Regions from separate parts of the Homo sapiens genome. Here region 2 is linked to region 1. A link is a loop called in an ENCODE intact Hi-C map of the cell type or tissue named here. Cell type or tissue: thyroid gland. All regions are shown on one strand. Links, peaks and the distances in the headings refer to the core of each region. The heading gives the core; the rest is flanking DNA.

Region 1 (2,826 bases), core at 161-2,660:
TTCCCTCTACACACTGCTTTAAATGTGTCCCAGCGATTCTGGTTGTGTCTTTGTCCTCCTTGGTTTCAAAGAACATCTTTATTCTGCCTTCATTTCTTTATGTACCCAGTAGTCATTGAGGAGCAGGTTGTTCAATTTCCATGTAGTTGAGTGGTTTTGAGTGAGTTTCTTAATCCTGAGTTCTAGTTTGATTGCACTGTGGTCTGAGAGACAGTTTGTTACAATTTCTGTTCTTTTACATTTGCTGAGGAGTGCTTTACTTCCAACTATGTGGTCAATTTCGGAATAAGTGTGATGTGCTGAGAAGAATGTATATTCTGTTGATTTGGGGTGGAGAGTTCTGTAGATGTCTATTAGGTCCGCTTGGTGCAGAGCTGAGTTCAATTCCTGGATATCCTTGTTAACTTTCTGTCTCATTGATCTGTCTAATGTTGACAGTGGGATGTAAAATCTCCCATTATTATTGTGTGGGAGTCTAAATCTCTTTGTAGGCCTCTAAGGACTTGCTTTATGAATCTGGGTGCTCCTGTATTGGGTGCATATATATTTAGGATAGTTAGCTCTTCTTGTTGAATTGATCCCTTTACCATTATGTAATGGCCTTCTTTGTCTCTTTTGATCTTTGTTGATTTAAAGTCTGTTTTATCAGAGGCTAGGATTGCAACCCCTGCCTTTTTTGTTTTCCATTTGTTTGGTAGATCTTCCGCCATCCCTTTATTTTGAGCCTATGTGTGTCTCTGCATGTGAGATGGGTTTCCTGAATACAGCACACTGATGGGTCTTGACTCTTTATTTGCCAGTTTGACAGTCTGTGTCTTTTAATTGCAGCAGTTAGGCCATTTACATTTAATGTTAATATTGTTATGTGTGAATTTGATTCCATCATTATGATGTTAGCTGGTTAATTTTGCTCGTTAGTTGATGAAGTTTCTTCCTAGCATCGATGGTCTTTACAATTTGGTATGTTTTTGTAGTGGCTGGTACTGGTTGTTCCTTTCCATGCTTAGTGCTTCCTTCAGGAACTCTTGTAGGGCAGGCCTGGTGGTGACAAAATCTCTCAGCATTTGCTTGTCTGTAAAGGATTTTATTTCTCCTTCACTTATGAAGCTTAGTTTGGCTGGATATGAAATTCTGGGTTGAAAATTCTTTTCTTTAAGAATGTTGAATATTGACCCCCACTCTCTTCTGGCTTGGAGAGTTTCTGCTGAGAGATCCACTGTTAGTCTGATGGGCTTCCCTTTGTGCGTAACCCGATCTGTCTCTCTGGCTGCCCTTAACATTTTTTCCTTTATTTCAATTTTGATGAATCTGACAATTATGTGTCTTGGAGTTGCTCTTCTCGAGGAGTATCTTTGTGGCATTCTCTGTATTTCCTGAATTTGAATGTTGGCCTGCCTTGCTAGGTTGGGGAAGTTCTCCTGGATAATATCCTGCAGACTGTTTTCCAACTTGGTTCCATTCTCCCCATCACTTTCAGGTACACCAATCAGATGTAGATTTGGTCTTTTCATATAGTCCCATATTTCTTGGAGGCTTTGTTCATTTCTTTTTACTCTTTTTTCTCTAAACTTCTCTTCTCACTTCATTTCATTCATTCGATCTTCAATCACTGATACCTTTTCTTCCAGTTGATTGAATTGGCTACTGAAGCTTGTGCATTCATCACGTAGTCCTCGTGCCATGGTTTTCAGCTCCATCAGCTCATTTAAGGACTTCTTTACACTGGTTATTCTAGTTAGCCATTCGTCTAATCTTTCTTCAAGGTTTTTAGCTTCTTTGCGATGGGTTCGAACTTCCTCCTTTAGCTCGGAGAAGTTTGATCGTCTGAAGCCTTCTCCTCTTAACTTGTCAAAGTCATTCTCCATCCAGCTTTGTTCCATTGCTGGCAAGGAGCTGTGTTCCTCAGTTGGAAATGCAGAAATCACCCGTCTTCTGCGTCGCTCATGCTGGGAGCTGTAGACTGGAGCTGTTCCTATTCGGCCATCTTGGAACCTGGCTGCACCTATAATCCCAGCTACTTGGGAGGCTGAGGTGGGAGGAGTGCTTGAGGGTCAGAAGTTCAAGACCAGCTGGGACTACATAGCAAGACCCCATCCCTACAAAAAATAAAAATAACAGCCAGGCACGGTGGCTTATGCCTGTAATGGCAGTGATTTGTGAGGCTGAGGTGACAGAATCATCTGAGGTCAGGAGTTTGAGACCAGCCTGGAGACCCCATGTCCACAAAAATAATTAATAGCCTACCAACCAAAAGAAGTCCAGGACCAGATGGATTTACAGTCGAATTCTACCAGAGGTACAAGGAGGAGCTGGTACCATTCCTTCTGAAACTACTCCAATCAATAGAAAAAGAGGGAATCCTCCTGAACTCATTTTATGAGGCCAGCATCATCCTGATACCAAAGCCTGGCAGAGACACAACAAAAAAAGAGAATTTTAGGCCAATATCCCTGATGAACATTGATGCAAAAATCCTTAATAAAATACTGGCAAACCGAATCCAGAAGCACATCAAAAAGCTTATCCACCATGATCAAGTGGGTTTCATCCCTGGGATGCAAGGCTGGTTCAACATATGCAAATCAATAAACATAATCCAGCATATAAATAGAACCAAAGACAAAAAGCACATGATTATCTCAATAGATGCAGAAAACAGCCCTTCATGCTAAAAACTCTCAATAATTTAGGTATCGATGGGATGTATCTCAAAATAGTAAGAGCTATTTATGACAAACCCACAGCCAATATCATACTGAATAGGCAAAAGATGGAAGCATTGCCTTTGAAAACTGGCACAAGACAGGGATGCCCTCTCTCACCACT
Region 2 (2,826 bases), core at 145-2,644, 1.1 Mb before region 1:
TAGAATAAGTCAAGCCCTTTTCTTTTGCACCAATCTAATATTTGTATTAAAATTATGTATTGACTAAATATGTGGAATATCTTCCATTAAGAATATTTGTAACCTGAGAACACTTTGGTAGAGAATATAAATTATAACCTATTAATCCTTAAGAGCTTATAAATAAAAGCTTAGAGGCATCAATCAGTAGGATGTTGTTGTTATATTTAAGACATCACAAAATTGAAAATAAATTCAGTTTAGTCTAAATCCATGTATTCTCTGACTCTATGCTTTACACTTCTTAGATAACATTTTGAATGCAGCATTAAGAAAATCAGGCACCCAATTGCACTGATGCTAGAGACCCTCAAACATTAAGACTGCTAGAGCAAATGCATTTCTCTCTCTCTCTCTCTTTAAAGTAATTTAGGGGTTTTTAAGGTGATGTGAGTTAATGAAGGAAACCAGAATTTTAAAGAGTACAAGTGACAAGAAAAAGTAACAGAAGATGTCAGTCAGGGGGTTATTGGTTTAATTTTTAACTTTACATCTCCTATTCCCTGTTTTAATTGGGATGATTGTAATTGATGTTATTTAGTGTCTGGAAAGAGAGAACCATGAGAGCTCCATTAGCCTTCTTGGGATAACAAGCAAAGGTAATAACTTTTCCTATTAAGCAAACAAAGACTGTGGCCAACTCTCATTTGGCTTGTCAGTGCCTCCCCGCCAGGACGGTTCTGCCTCCTCACTTGTGTAAGGAGCCGGCTGGCTGGCCGGCACACAGGATGTGCTGTCAATATTGCCTGGCGAGTTTTAAAATCATTTTCCAAATGAAACCCTTTAAAAATTCTATGAACCATTCTTTTGCTGAATGTATCAGTCTTTTGCTACTTACAACAAAGAATGTGCTTTATCTTCAACGGTGCTTCTCTGTCTTTAGTGTCCGTTTTATTTCTGTCCCCAATAAAATTCATTAGCACAGTAGAACAGAAATTACTCTGTTTTAATATGATCATCTATTTCAATAGAAAATGCTCTTACACACAGATGGCTTACATTTTTTGAGTGTGTGAAACACAAAATTTAGCATTGCATAATCTACTAACTGCAAGTCTCTGATGGACTTATAATTATGATTTCCTACTAGCTGATTTGAGAAGTTATTTCTGTAGGGAGTTCAGTGGACTTCTTATTTGGATGTCATAAATACTTAAATATTCATTTTCCATGAGTTGCCAGGGACAATGGGTTCCCAGCAGTGCTAAACAGCTCTCTGAACAGTAGGTGGCAGCACTGTTCAGCTGCCTTTTGTTTGGTTTTATTTTGCCAATTGAAATCAGTTCCTTCACCATTAGAACAAGGGGAAAAAAGGGAAAAGCTTCAAATGTCTATATGCTTACATATAAAACCCACATAAATCTCTCATAATTTGGGAGTGCAAATTAAAATGATTACTTAAGAATCAAAATGACAAAACAGTTCATATTATGTTTTCTCCCTTAGCTTGTTCTATGTGATTGCTTACTTTTAATTTTGCCTGTTTTTCACTATTTGAAGGAAAAAATTACAAACATAAAATATGTCCACAAGTGAAGTACTCTGCACTTAAGTACTTCTACATCCATAGTTGCTGCCAGTTTCAAGAGAGAGCTTCTTCGTGTCCTCTCAAATGCTCCACAATTTATACCTAATTTTATCAGTTCCAGGAGTAATAAATTGATACCTAATTTTATCAGTCCCAGGAGTAATAAATTTTCCTCTTTCTAAAGAGTAGCCAGAAGTCTCAGCCAGTTCACAGCGTAAAGTTTCCACTTCTTGAAGATTCAGGCATTAAGTATGTGATAATTTGGTCATTTTACTTAGTATCACATACTGACATACATATACAGGGTTTTGCATGTGCACCCGAACATACAAACTTATTGTGTATTGACTGATGAGGAGCCTGAGTGTGTGAAGCCACCTATGATAATGAGGAATTTGAAGTCTGTTTTATTCAAGTCTACTGTTTTTTCATTTGTTAACTAAGTGATCCCGATAACTACCTCACAGATTTGAAGTGAGAAATGAATGGGGCACAGTATATAAGGCATTCTGTAAAAGCAATAATCCCGTTGTTTTATTATTCTATGTCTGTGTTTTTGCTAGACAGTACAATGTAAGGACAAACAATGTAAGGATATAATATACAATCTTATATCCCCAGCACTTGGCACAGTATCATGCAAACTTTAGGCACTCAGATATACTTCTGAATCAATGAATAATTGCAAATTTTCGAAACATAATGAGTTTATAATATAAATCAAGCTGGTTAATTTATTGAAGTAAATCCAAATACCCACTCATTTATTCAACATTCAAAGAGGTCCTCATTACTCTGAGCTCAAATTCTAGCAGATGAGGTGGATGTATTAAATATATATACATATATACGTATGCAAAATTTATATAAATATATGCCAGTGCTTTAGTCCAGTGGTTCCCAACATTTTAGGATCCAGGGACTGGTTCGTGGAAGACAATTTTTCCATGGATGTGGGAGGAGGGGAGAGGGATAGTTTTGGGAAAAAACTGTCCCAACTCAGGTCATCAGATATTAGATTCTCACAAGCAGTGCACAACTTAGATCCCTCGCATGCACAGTTCACAATAGGGATCCCACTCCTATGAGAATCTAATGCTGCTGCTGATCTGACAGGAGGTGGAGCGCAGGCAGTAATGCTCACTTGCAGCCCCCTTCACCTTCTGCTCTGCGGCCTGTATGGCTCTGTGGTCCTGGGGTTGGGGACCCCTGCTTTAGTCTATATGTGAAACATTGACATAAACTCATAAAAGTGACAA

The links. Hi-C counts contacts between places; a loop is a spot of excess contacts. Peaks named below come from ENCODE experiments on the same cell type or tissue, not always from the same donor. Only the 100,000 strongest peaks of a DNase experiment are listed, where the experiment ranks them.
Region 2: a loop joins it to region 1, with 4 times the contacts of the local background. A loop is called at or near these places in 3 of 110 quality-filtered maps.

The regions. Positions count from the first base shown.
Region 1 is chr2:212,583,547-212,586,372 of GRCh38, forward strand. No RefSeq gene overlaps it. Among named protein-coding and RNA genes, the nearest start is that of ERBB4, 46 kb to the left of the region's middle. In thyroid gland, for the core only: no CTCF peak of the experiment used is centred there; no DNase peak of the experiment used is centred there.
Region 2 is chr2:211,454,163-211,456,988 of GRCh38, forward strand. The region is part of intron 20 of ERBB4 (erb-b2 receptor tyrosine kinase 4); the gene reads right to left. Among named protein-coding and RNA genes, the nearest start is that of CPS1-IT1, 840 kb to the left of the region's middle. In thyroid gland, for the core only: a CTCF peak has its summit at 1,269 (motif pointing right); a DNase peak (open chromatin) is centred at 719.